Linked DNA regions of Homo sapiens: region 1 is linked to region 2. The links are chromatin loops, found by intact Hi-C in ENCODE. Cell type or tissue: endothelial cell of umbilical vein. All regions are shown on one strand. Links, peaks and the distances in the headings refer to the core of each region. The heading gives the core; the rest is flanking DNA. Region 1 overlaps ENTREP1 (endosomal transmembrane epsin interactor 1). Region 2 overlaps BANCR (BRAF-activated non-protein coding RNA).

Region 1 (5,381 bases), core at 109-5,108, 50 kb after region 2:
TTGTTCCTAACATAATCAAGAACTCTGAATGCTTAAGACCATGATTTTTCTTCTATGAATATTACTTTTATAATAATTAAAAATAGTTCAAACTAAATAGATTCATTTTAAAACATTTGGACACTTATGGTAACTCAGTTGAAAAACAAGAAATCCAGTGGGCATGCAAAGTAGATGGATTGGTGGTAAGCTCAGCATTGGTGGGAAGTGTCAGGTGAAGGAGGCTGGGTCGGGGTGTCAGGGCTTGGGTGATGGTAGAATTGGGTATAATGAGCTGTAATGTCTCAACGGTGATACCAAAGAGTTTCCTGGTAAAGCTCTTTTGTGAAGAGAAAATAATGATCTCTAAATGGACATTATGTGTTAGCAGGCATCCTGCACATTGATGGAGAAGAAAGAGTATAGATTTGGGTCAGACCCAGATTTGACCTGGGTACTGTACTTAGTTGTATAATTTGGCATAATACTTTACCTCTCTGAGACTGTTTCTCTTTTATTTCATATTTATAGTTATATATCTAAATATATTATCTATCCATCTACCTATATCTCAAACACACCACAGTGATATTTTATAATTTAGTAAGTGCCTTTTAAGAGGGAAAATATTTTTTATTAAAAAAATGGGAGCTCATTAGCCTTCTTACTCTTTTTTAAAAATTTTTATCTTTTGAGACGGAGTCTCACTCTGTCACCCAGACTGGAATGCAGCGGCACAATCTTGGCCTTCTGCAACCTCCGCCTCCTGGGTCCAAGGGATTCTCGTGCCTCAGCCTCCTGAGTAGCTGGGATTACAGGCATGCGCCACCATACGTGGCTTAATTTTTGTATTTTTAGTAGAAATGGGGTTTCACCATCTTGGCCAGGCTGGTCTCAAACTCCTGACCTCAAGTGACTTGCCCATCTCAGTCTCCCAAAGTGCTGGGATTACAGATGTGAGCTACTGTGCCTGGCCTACCTTCTTATTCTTATTAAAAATAATTAGACCTCTGCATTTATCCCACACCCAAACCTGACTTATACTCCACACAAATAACACTTTTTTTTTTTTGAGATGGAGTCTTGCTCTGTTGCCCAGGCTGGAGTGCAGTGGTGGCGATCTTGGCTTACTGCAGCCTCTGCCTCCCGGGTTCAAGCGATTCTCCTGTCTCAGCTTCCCGGGTAGCTGGGATTACAGGCACGTGCCACCATGCCCGGCTAATTTATATATTTTTAGTAGAGACGGGGTTTCACCATGTTGGCCAGGCTGGTCTCGAACTCCTGACTTCAGTTGATTTGCCTACCTAGGCCTCCCTAAGTGCTGGGATTACAGGCGTGAGCCACTGCGCTTGGCCAGAAATAACATTTTAAACATTTTCTGGTTTTAGCATTCTTGGTGGTTGTCCTACCTTGTTAAAAGTGAGGAATTTGCCACACGTATGTTAACCTGTTTCCCTCCTTTCTTGTTTTTTAAAAAGTTATTTTTGTTACTTCTATTGATGACTTTATTGTTGTAGATAATATTGTAAGCTTCTGTTTCTTAATTTCTGAACTTTGGATAGTATCTTTTGACCCTCTTTTATATAAGATAAAGAAATTATGACTTTTTTTACTTCTTTCCCTGCTTTCCCAGTTTTTGATAGTGATATTTTACTTTTATGTTGTCAGTGTCTTAACATTTACATTTTGCTCTTAAGCTATATTATATCATTCAGACTTTGCCTATAAATTGTTTCTCAGACAATGAAAACCGCTAATGGCATTTATTAGATTCTTTATTTCCAGATTCACCTGAGGCCTTGGTATAAGGGATGCCAACATTCCAGTGTCTGTGTTAGACTATCTAAGCAGGACTTGCAAAGCTGCTGGGTGAAAACCAGTTTTGCAACCCTTAGCTGATCTCCATCTCCCAGCCTAGAAAAAGATTAGGGATTAAAGAGACAAATGTTTTGGAGAAAGTTACTGAATTGCTGTGGCATTTTGAGTTCCACCTTCTCATGGGGAAAAGGGGAAGTATTTAAAGATAAGCAATTGGAGAATATGATAGATTCTTTGGTGTCTGACGGGACCGTTGTCGGCTACACCTGGGGATTCTAAAGGACGGATTGGAGCACCCTGTGGCCTCAGAGTTAAAGCCTGCAGTTGGAAATAATTCTATGTTCATAGACTAAGCACAACATGAATATACTTCTAGCTGACCAGATGGGCCTCCCAGGAAATAGCAGGCATGGGGTGAGCTCACATCCTGCCCAGAGAGGCCATAGGAAGTGAGCAGACCACAGCAGAAGGAGGCTGGGCCTGGACTCCTGGATGCTCAGGCTAAGGGAGCTGGAAGCTCAGCAGTAGGTATCTCTGAGGAGCCAATGGAAGCTCCATTCTGGAGAGAATCCCCTGTAAACACTTGCCAAGTCCCAACATAACAGGCAGATGAACTCTCCCTGCCCGTTACCTTCCCTACCAACATGGCTGTGGCCTTCCCCACACCCCCTTCTATCAAACCCAACTGTGTTGTAGGGGGAGCAGTAGACCCACACGAAAAAAGGGAAACAGAGCAGATTGAGGCCATTCCCTTGCCTTCCCACGGCAGGCTTGCTCCCTGCCTAGAGTAATAAGCCTGGTGGCAGAGAGAGAAGCTTACATTCAAATGAAGTTCCAAGTTTTGACTGGGACACAGCCTTGGACATTGTAATTACTGAAATGAGTTGTTTTGTGACTTGAAGTGACTGGAGGACTTTTTGTACCTGATATTGATCAGACAAGTCATGGTCCTGGACTCCAATTTCATCTTAAACAATCAGGAATAATGAGCCCTACAGAGTGGCCTTGAACAACATTGCAGCAAGGAAAGAAAGTGGTTTTCTGTTGACCTCCCTAAGCTCTGCTTGTTCAAGGGACCAGCTACATTATTTACTGCAACACCAGGAAGAATGATTGATATTAAAGAGAAGGAAATGTAATTCCATGTTATTCAAAGGAAGACTGTTTCCTTTGCCAAGTCAAATGCATTATTTTTTCTTATTCTCTAGTACGTGCTTGGTATCATGCCACATTCTAGTTTGCTTCATGTTTGGACCATGACTTTGATGTATATGTTTATATTTTTCTGAGATGTTCTAAATGATTCTTTTCTTTCTTTCTTTTTGTTGACAAAAAGGCACCTAATCTCAGAGATCATCTAGCTGCTGCTTCTTTCTGTCTTTCTTTTTTAAAAGAAGATCTCACTGTCACCCAGGCTGGAGTGCAGTGGCGCGGACACAGCTCACTGCAGCCTCGACCTCCTGGGGTCAACTGATCCTCCCACCTCAGGGCCAAGGAGTTGGGACTATAGGCATGTGCCACCATGCCCAGCTAATTTTTTTTAATTTAATTTTTTGTAGAGACAGGGTTTCACCATGTTGCCCAGGCTGGTCTCGAACTCCTGAGCTCAAGTGATCTGCCCAACTTGGCCTCCAAGAGTGCTGGGATTACAGGTGTGAGCCACAATACCCAAGCCTGCTGCTTTTTTCTTTATTGAGATGTAGTTGACACACCAAAAAATTCACACATTTAAAGTATACAATTCAATGGATTTTTAGCCTATTCCCAGATCTATGTAAACTTCACTACTATCAATTATGGAATATTTTCATCAGCCTCCAAAAAAATCCTGTACCCATTAGAAGTCACTCCTGATTTCCTCTCAATACCTTCAGCCTCAGGAAACCACTAATGTACTTTTTGTCTTCATAGATTTGCCCATTCTGGATATTTCAAATAAATGGAATCATACAGTATGTGATCCTTTGTAATTGACTTCTTCCAGTTAGCATATTTTTTAGCTTAATATTTTTAAGATTCACCCATGTTATAGTATCTGTCAGTACTTGTCCCTTTTTTATTGCTGAATTGTATTCCATTATATGGATATATCACATTTTATTTATTTATTCATCAGTTGATGGACATTTCCACTTTGGCTATTAGGAATAATGCTGGGCCAGGCATGGTGGCTCATGCCTGTAATCCTAGCACTTTGGGAGGCTGAGGCGGGTGGATCACCTGAGGTCAGGAGTTTGAGACTAGCCTGGCCAACATGGTGAAACCCTGTCTCTACTAAAAATACAAAAATTAGCCAGGCATGGTGGCGGGCACCTGTAATTCCAGCCACTCAGAAGGCTGAGGCAGGGGAATCGCTTGAACCCAGGAGGTGGAGGTTGCAGTGAGCCAAGATTGCACCATGCTACTCCAGCCTGGGCGACAAAAGCGAAACTCCATCTCAAAAAAAAAAAAAAAAAAAAAAAAAAAGAGAAAAAAAGGAATAATGCTGCTATGAACATTAGTGTACAATTTTTTTGTGGATATGTTTTCATTTCTCTTGGGTACATGTCTAGGAGTGGAATTGCTGATTCATGTGGTAACTACATGTTTAACGTTTTGAGAAATTGCTAAACTGTTTTCAAAGTGGCTATATCATTTTATATTTCCACCAGCAGTGTTTGAAGGTTCTAGTTTCTCCACGGTTTTGCCAACACTGATCGTCTGTTTTTTTGATTGTAGCCATTCTTTGGGGTGTGACGTGGCATCTCATTGTGATTTTGATTTGATGTTCAACATCTTTTTATGTGTGTATTGGCCATTTGTACATCATCTTTGGAGAAATGTCTATTCAGATCCATTGCCCATTTAAAAATTGGTTACTTGTCTTTTTATTATGAGTCCCTTATCAGATACAGAGGCTCCCCACTTACAATGTGGGTTATGTCCAGATAAACTCATCATAAATTGAAAATATTGTAAGTGAAAAATGTATTTAACGCACCTCGAGCATCATAGCTTAGTCAAGCTTACTTTAAAAAAACTCAGAACATGTACATTAGCCAACAATTGGGCAAAGTCATCTAACACAAAGCCTATTTTATAATAAAGTATTACATATCTCATGTAACTTATTGAATACTGTACTGAATATGAAAAATGGAGTAGTTTAATGGGTATTTGAAGTACAGTTTCTATTGAATGCATATGGCTTTCACACTATTTTAAAGGCAAAAGATTATAGGGTGAACCATTGTTAAGCTGGGGACTGTCGTATATGATTTGCAAACATTTTCTTTGATTCTCTGTGTTGTCTTTTTACTTTCTTGATGATGCCCTTTGAAGCACAAAAGTTTACAATTTTGAAGTTCAGTTCATCTATTTTTAATTTTGTAGCTTACACTGTTGTATTTAAGAAGGGCTTTGTCTAACCCAAGGTCATGAACGCTTACTCCTATAATTTTTTTCTAAGATTTTTATTATTTTAGCTGTTTTGCTTAGGTCTTTCATTTTTTTGAGTTAATTTTTGCATATGGTGTGAGGCAGGGGTCCAGGTTTATTCTTTTGCATGTGGATATACAGTTGCCCCAGCACCATTTGTTAGAAAG
Region 2 (5,381 bases), core at 68-5,067:
GCTTGGGAGGCTGAGGCAGGAGAATTGCTTGAACCCGGGAGGTGGAGATTGCAGTGAGCTGAGATCGTGCCATTGCACTCCAGCCTGGGTGACAGAGTGAGACTCCATCTCAAAAAAAAAAAAAAAAAAAATTCATGGTCCTGCAATTTCATTTCTAGGTATCTATCCCAAATAATTGAAAACAGGAATTCAAACAGATAGTTGTACACCCACTGGGTTCATAGCAGCATTATTCACAATAGCCAAAAGGTGAAAACAACCCAGATGTTCATCCACAGATGAATGGATAAACAAAGTGTGGTATATACATACAATGAAATAGTATTCTGCCCTAAAAATGAAGGAAATTCTGCTATATGCTACAACATAGATGAACCTTGAAAACACTATGCTAAGTGAAATAAGCTAGTCCCAAAAGGACAAATACTGTATGATTCCACTTACACGAGGTACTTACTAAAAGTAGTCAAATTCATAGAGATAGAAACTAGAATGGTGGTTGCTAGAGGGTAGGGGAAGAGTGGGGAACTGGGAGTTATTGTTCAATGGGAACAGTGTCAGTTTTGCAAGATGAAAAAAGTTCTGGGGGTGGATGTTAGTGATGGTAGCACACAGTGGGAATGTACTTAATGCCACTGAACTGTATACTTAAAAATGGTAAATGTCATACTACATATATTTTACCACAATAACAAAACATTTTTAAAAAGATGTCTAGTTTTTAGAAATGATATGAGGGAGAGAGAAATAACAGAAAAAACTGAGACTGTAAGTGAAGGGAACAGACATTGCTTGATGTCTGAAAAATACGGTAATCCTCACACTATCCTCCCACATAGCCATCATTTTCTTAAACAGGGTGTCTGGTTTACTCTCCTGTCTCCACCTTTTTTCCCCAAAGTCTCTGTGTTTCAGGGACAGGAGCTGATGGCCTCATAGAGCCAGTCACAGACAAGATTGAAAAGTAGGGCCAGGCCAACTGGCTCACACCTGTACTCCCAGCACTTTGGGAGGCGAGGTGGGTGGACCACCTGAGGTCAGGAGATCGAGACCAGCCTGGCCAACATGGTGAAATCCTGTCTCTACTAAAAATAAAAAAAATAGCTGAGTGTGGTGGCATGTGCCTGCAGTACCAGCTACTTGGGAGGTTGAGGCAGGAGAATCACTTGGGAGGCAGAGGTTGCAGTGAGCTGAGATGATGCCACTGCACTCCAGGCTGGCCAACAGAGTGGGACTCCATCTCAAAAGAAGAAAGAAAGAAAGAAAAAGAAAGAAAGAGAGAGAAAGAAAGAAAGAAGAAAGAAGGAAGAAAGAAAGAAAGAAGAAAGAAGGAAGAAAGAAAGAAAGAAAAAAGAGAAAGAAAGAAAAAGGAAGGGAGGGAGGGAGGAAGGAAGGAAGGAAGGAAGGGAGAGGGAGTGAGGGAGGGAAGATTGAGAAGTAGGGAGAGCTACCCTTCCATGCGAGTCAGCTAGGCTTGGGTTGCTCCCCCAGGGAAAGTTCCATACTTGTCCTGTCTTTCTCTCTTCCTAACCAGACCTAACCAGTAAGCAGCTCTTCTCATTTTTCTGATGAGAAAACTAAGTCCCACAGGAGAAAGTGGAGCATGTACACCGACCAAGGGAAGGAGGCAGGAGGAAGGGGCTGACACTTCCCACACAGACCTCTGGTTCTTCCAGTCCGTCCTGCTGATTTTCACCGCAGCCCAGGCACTCCCCATAGCTACCTAGAAGTCAGCTTTGTCTTGGGAAACACTCCCAGAGTGCTCTTGTAGAACTCAGCAGAAGCTCTTCGTGGAACATCACTTGGACGAAGGCCAATAGTCGCCTTCATCAGAAGTTAAAAATACCAACGGTCATTTATAAACACGTTCTTCACTCAACATAGCAGATGTTAGTTTGCAAACACAGCCTTTTAAAGACAGACAAGGCCAGATTACTCCTCCCCCAACTCCAAAAAGCAGGTAAAAGTATTTTAAACAAGTTATTTCTGCCAATTACCTGTCTGATTTGTTGGTTCACTTGTTTATATGTTATCTATCCCCCAAGGAGTATTTTTGTGGCTTGCAGAAATGTGCACAGTAAAACAGGATTTTTTAAATTTTATTTTTATTTTTTTTTTAGAAAAGAGAGAGAACATCATCACAATGAAGAAAGCCTGGTGCAGTAAATCAATGTGGTGCCAGGGATGACTTGCGTATATACAACGTTTGCCATGGAGTCCTGTGCTCTTTGCAGAGGTGAGATTCAGGTTTGACTCTGAACTTCTCAGCAGCTGAAACCAAAGTAGACAATGGCATCAATAACAAGAGCCACACAATCATTAGAATAAAAAAATCCCAGCTATCAGGAGAAACAGAAACTTTCCAGGAACTTCTGTTCTTATCACTCCCAGGAGGCCCTTGTGTGATATAAAAGGGACAATACCTTCAAAATCACTCCTGCAATAAAAACAATAGGTGGTTTCAAGAGGTTCATTCTGAGTGTGTCTCTCAAAGGAGTAACCAAGATGTAAAGGTAATTAAGGAATCTCCAGGAATGGCCAGGAAAGTGCCGTCAGGGTACATAGCTCCCAGACAACCAGACATTGCTCAAAGACAATGTTTTAGGTCATCAAATGGATTGCAAACAGTGCAATACTCCCTGGCTATTATTTTCCACAGCAACACCTTTGACAAGAAGTACCTCACTTTGCCTCAGGGACTTGTCTATGAAACGCTGTGCCAACTCCTTACCTAGATCGCGTCCCTGGGTCTTGCAAGCCTTAAATTCAGCTTTTGTGAGCTAGTTCCTTTCTTGCACATTGTATTGGCTCAGGCTCCTGCATAGTCTGTGAGGCAAACCCCCTGAACTGCATAGTTGTCTTGGAACTGGCAGTCTTGCAATGCTTTGATCATACTGTCAACTAAGATATTCAAAGACACTGCTCAGAGAAGGCTCAGCCTCTCTGTCTCTTGACAAAGAGATTTGTGCCAATGTCAAGTCTACTTTCTCTAGTAGGCCCTGAATTGCTTTGTTATCTTCCCAGCCGTGGAAGTGATAAGATTTGGAACCAGAGCAGATATGTTTACAGGAGTGGAAAACCATAGCAATTTTTTCTTCTGCCACCTTCATTAACGTGAACAAAAACGTTTTCATGCAAAATTCAGAACAGAAACCATTTTTTTTGTTTTCTAATTTTGTTTAATCAGCGTTTTGTAGATCAGTAGTCATTAAGAAAAGTTCAATGTGAGGCCAGACTTGGGCATTTTGTTCTGCCCTGCACACTTGCTGTTTTGAAGGGCCTGATCCTACATCGCCTATGGGGCTCTGAGCGGTGGGGGGAGAATGACCAGACACCACCCATTACCGGGAGGATCTGAAGCAAAAGATTCTCTAGGGGCCGGGCACAATCAAAGCGGAACATCTTCTTAAAAGGACCCTGATCTTAAAAAGCTTGGCTGGAGAAGACTGATCAACAGGTATTAATTTGTCTTTGGGCCTTCCGAGGGTTGAAATGAGGGTCTTAAAGGGGCCATTGCCTCTTCTACAACAGATACTGGGTTGAATCAAAGAGCATATAACTGGCTACCAGCAAATGCGATGGCTCCCATCCCACCCCTCACAAGGGGCATGGGAATCGCATTGTTGGTTCCACTTGGCCCCCTTAAAGCAGCACTTTCACATGGGACCCACCTTTTGTGCTTTGGGTGGTCAGGAGCAGGTTGTGCAAAGGGGTCTGTACCATGACTTTCCTCAGCTGTCTGCATGGGCCCATCATGTAGACATTTTTATTGTGGTGACTTCACAAAATCACCAAGTTTGAAGAAAAAACACTTATAGTTTGAACAAATGAAAATTCTGGCACATTAAAAAATTCATCTGTAGGCGCAAGCTTCAATATACAGGCATCCCTTGAAGATATTGAGGGTTCAGTTCCAGACCACCACAACAAGGCAAATATCACACTAAAGCCAGTCACATGAATTTTTTGGTTTCCCAGCACACATGAAAATTATGTTTACACTATACTGTAGTCTATTAAGTGTGCAGTAACATTATGTCTGAAAAACCAGGCTGGGCCCAGTTGCTTACACCTGTAATCCTAATACTGTGGGAGGCCAAAGTGGGAGAATCACTTGAGCCCAGGAGTTTGAGGCTGCTGTGAGCTATGATTGTGGTTCTGTACTCCAGCCTGGATGAGAGTGAGTTGCCCTGTCTACAAAAGATACAAAAAGTTAGCTGCGTGTGGTGGTGCGCACCTGTAGTCCTAGCTACTCAGGAGGCTGAGACAGGAGGATCGCTTGAGCCCAGGAGTTCAAGGCTGCAGTGAGCTATGATCATGCCACTGCCTTCCAGCCTGGGCAACAGAGCAAGACCCCATCTCTAAAAAAAAAAAAAGTACATATCTTAAAAATATTTTATTGTTAAGATGCTAATGATCATCTGAGCCTTCAGTGAGTTGTAATCTTTGCAGGTGGAGGGTCTTGCCTTGTGTTGATAGCTGCTGACTGATCAGGGTGGTGGCTGCTACAAGCTGGGGAGGCTGTGGCAATTTTTAAAAATAAAACAACAATGAAGTTTGCCAGATCAATTGACTCTTCCTTTCATGACGGATTTCCCTGTGGCATGCGATGCTGTTTGATAGCATTTTACCCACAGTAGAACTTCTTTCAAAATTGGAGTCAATCCTCTCAAACTCTGTCATTGTTTTATCAACTAAGTTTATGTCATATTTCAAATCCTGTGTTGTTATTTCAACAATGTTCACACCGTCTTCACCAGAATTAGATTCTATTCCAAGAAACCACTTTTTTTGCTCAACCATAAGAAGCAACTTCTGATCTGTTCAAATTTTATCATGAGATTTTAGCAGTTTAGTCACATTTTCAGGCTTTTAATTCTGGTTCTCTTGCTGTTTCCTCCATGTCTGCAGTGACTTCCTCTTTTGAAGTCTTAAATCCCTCAAAGCCATCCATGAGGGTTGGAATCAACTTCTTCCAAACTCTTGTTCATGTTGCTATTTTGACCTCCTTCCACAAATGTCCTCAATGACATCTAGAAAGGTGAATCCTTTCTAGAGGTTTTCAATTTACTTTGCCCAGATCCATCAGAGGAATCACTGTCTATGACAGCTATACTCTTACAAAATGTCTTTCTTAAATAACAAGACTTGAAAGTTGAAATTACTCCTTGATCCATGGGTGCAGAATGGATGTTGTGTTGACAGTCATTAAAACAATATGAACCTCCTTGTATATCTCCATCAGAGCTCCTGAGTGACCAGATGCATTGTCAATGAGCAGTAAAAAATATTTTGAAAGAATCTTTTTTATTATTCTGAGCAGTATGTCTCAACAGTGGGCTGAAAACATTTAGTAAACCATGCTGTAAGCAGATGTGCTG

What was found. Hi-C counts contacts between places; a loop is a spot of excess contacts. Peaks named below come from ENCODE experiments on the same cell type or tissue, not always from the same donor. Only the 100,000 strongest peaks of a DNase experiment are listed, where the experiment ranks them.
Region 1: it touches region 2 in a loop (5-fold over the local background); 2 of 110 quality-filtered maps call a loop at or near these places.

What each region holds. Positions count from the first base shown.
Region 1 is chr9:69,344,949-69,350,329 of GRCh38, forward strand. All of the region lies in intron 2 of ENTREP1 (endosomal transmembrane epsin interactor 1), which reads left to right. Among named protein-coding and RNA genes, the nearest start is that of ENTREP1, 22 kb to the left of the region's middle. In endothelial cell of umbilical vein, for the core only: no CTCF peak of the experiment used is centred there; a DNase peak (open chromatin) is centred at 2,863; H3K27ac peaks cover 515 bases.
Region 2 is chr9:69,294,597-69,299,977 of GRCh38, forward strand. It overlaps BANCR (BRAF-activated non-protein coding RNA), which reads right to left. Exons shown (of 4, transcript NR_047671.2): 4 at 2,085-2,271. LOC124902176 (a long non-coding RNA gene) reads left to right here. Exons shown (of 2, transcript XR_007061567.1): 2 at 2,121-2,465. Among named protein-coding and RNA genes, the nearest start is that of BANCR, 9.8 kb to the right of the region's middle. In endothelial cell of umbilical vein, for the core only: no CTCF peak of the experiment used is centred there; no DNase peak of the experiment used is centred there; H3K27me3 peaks cover 400 bases.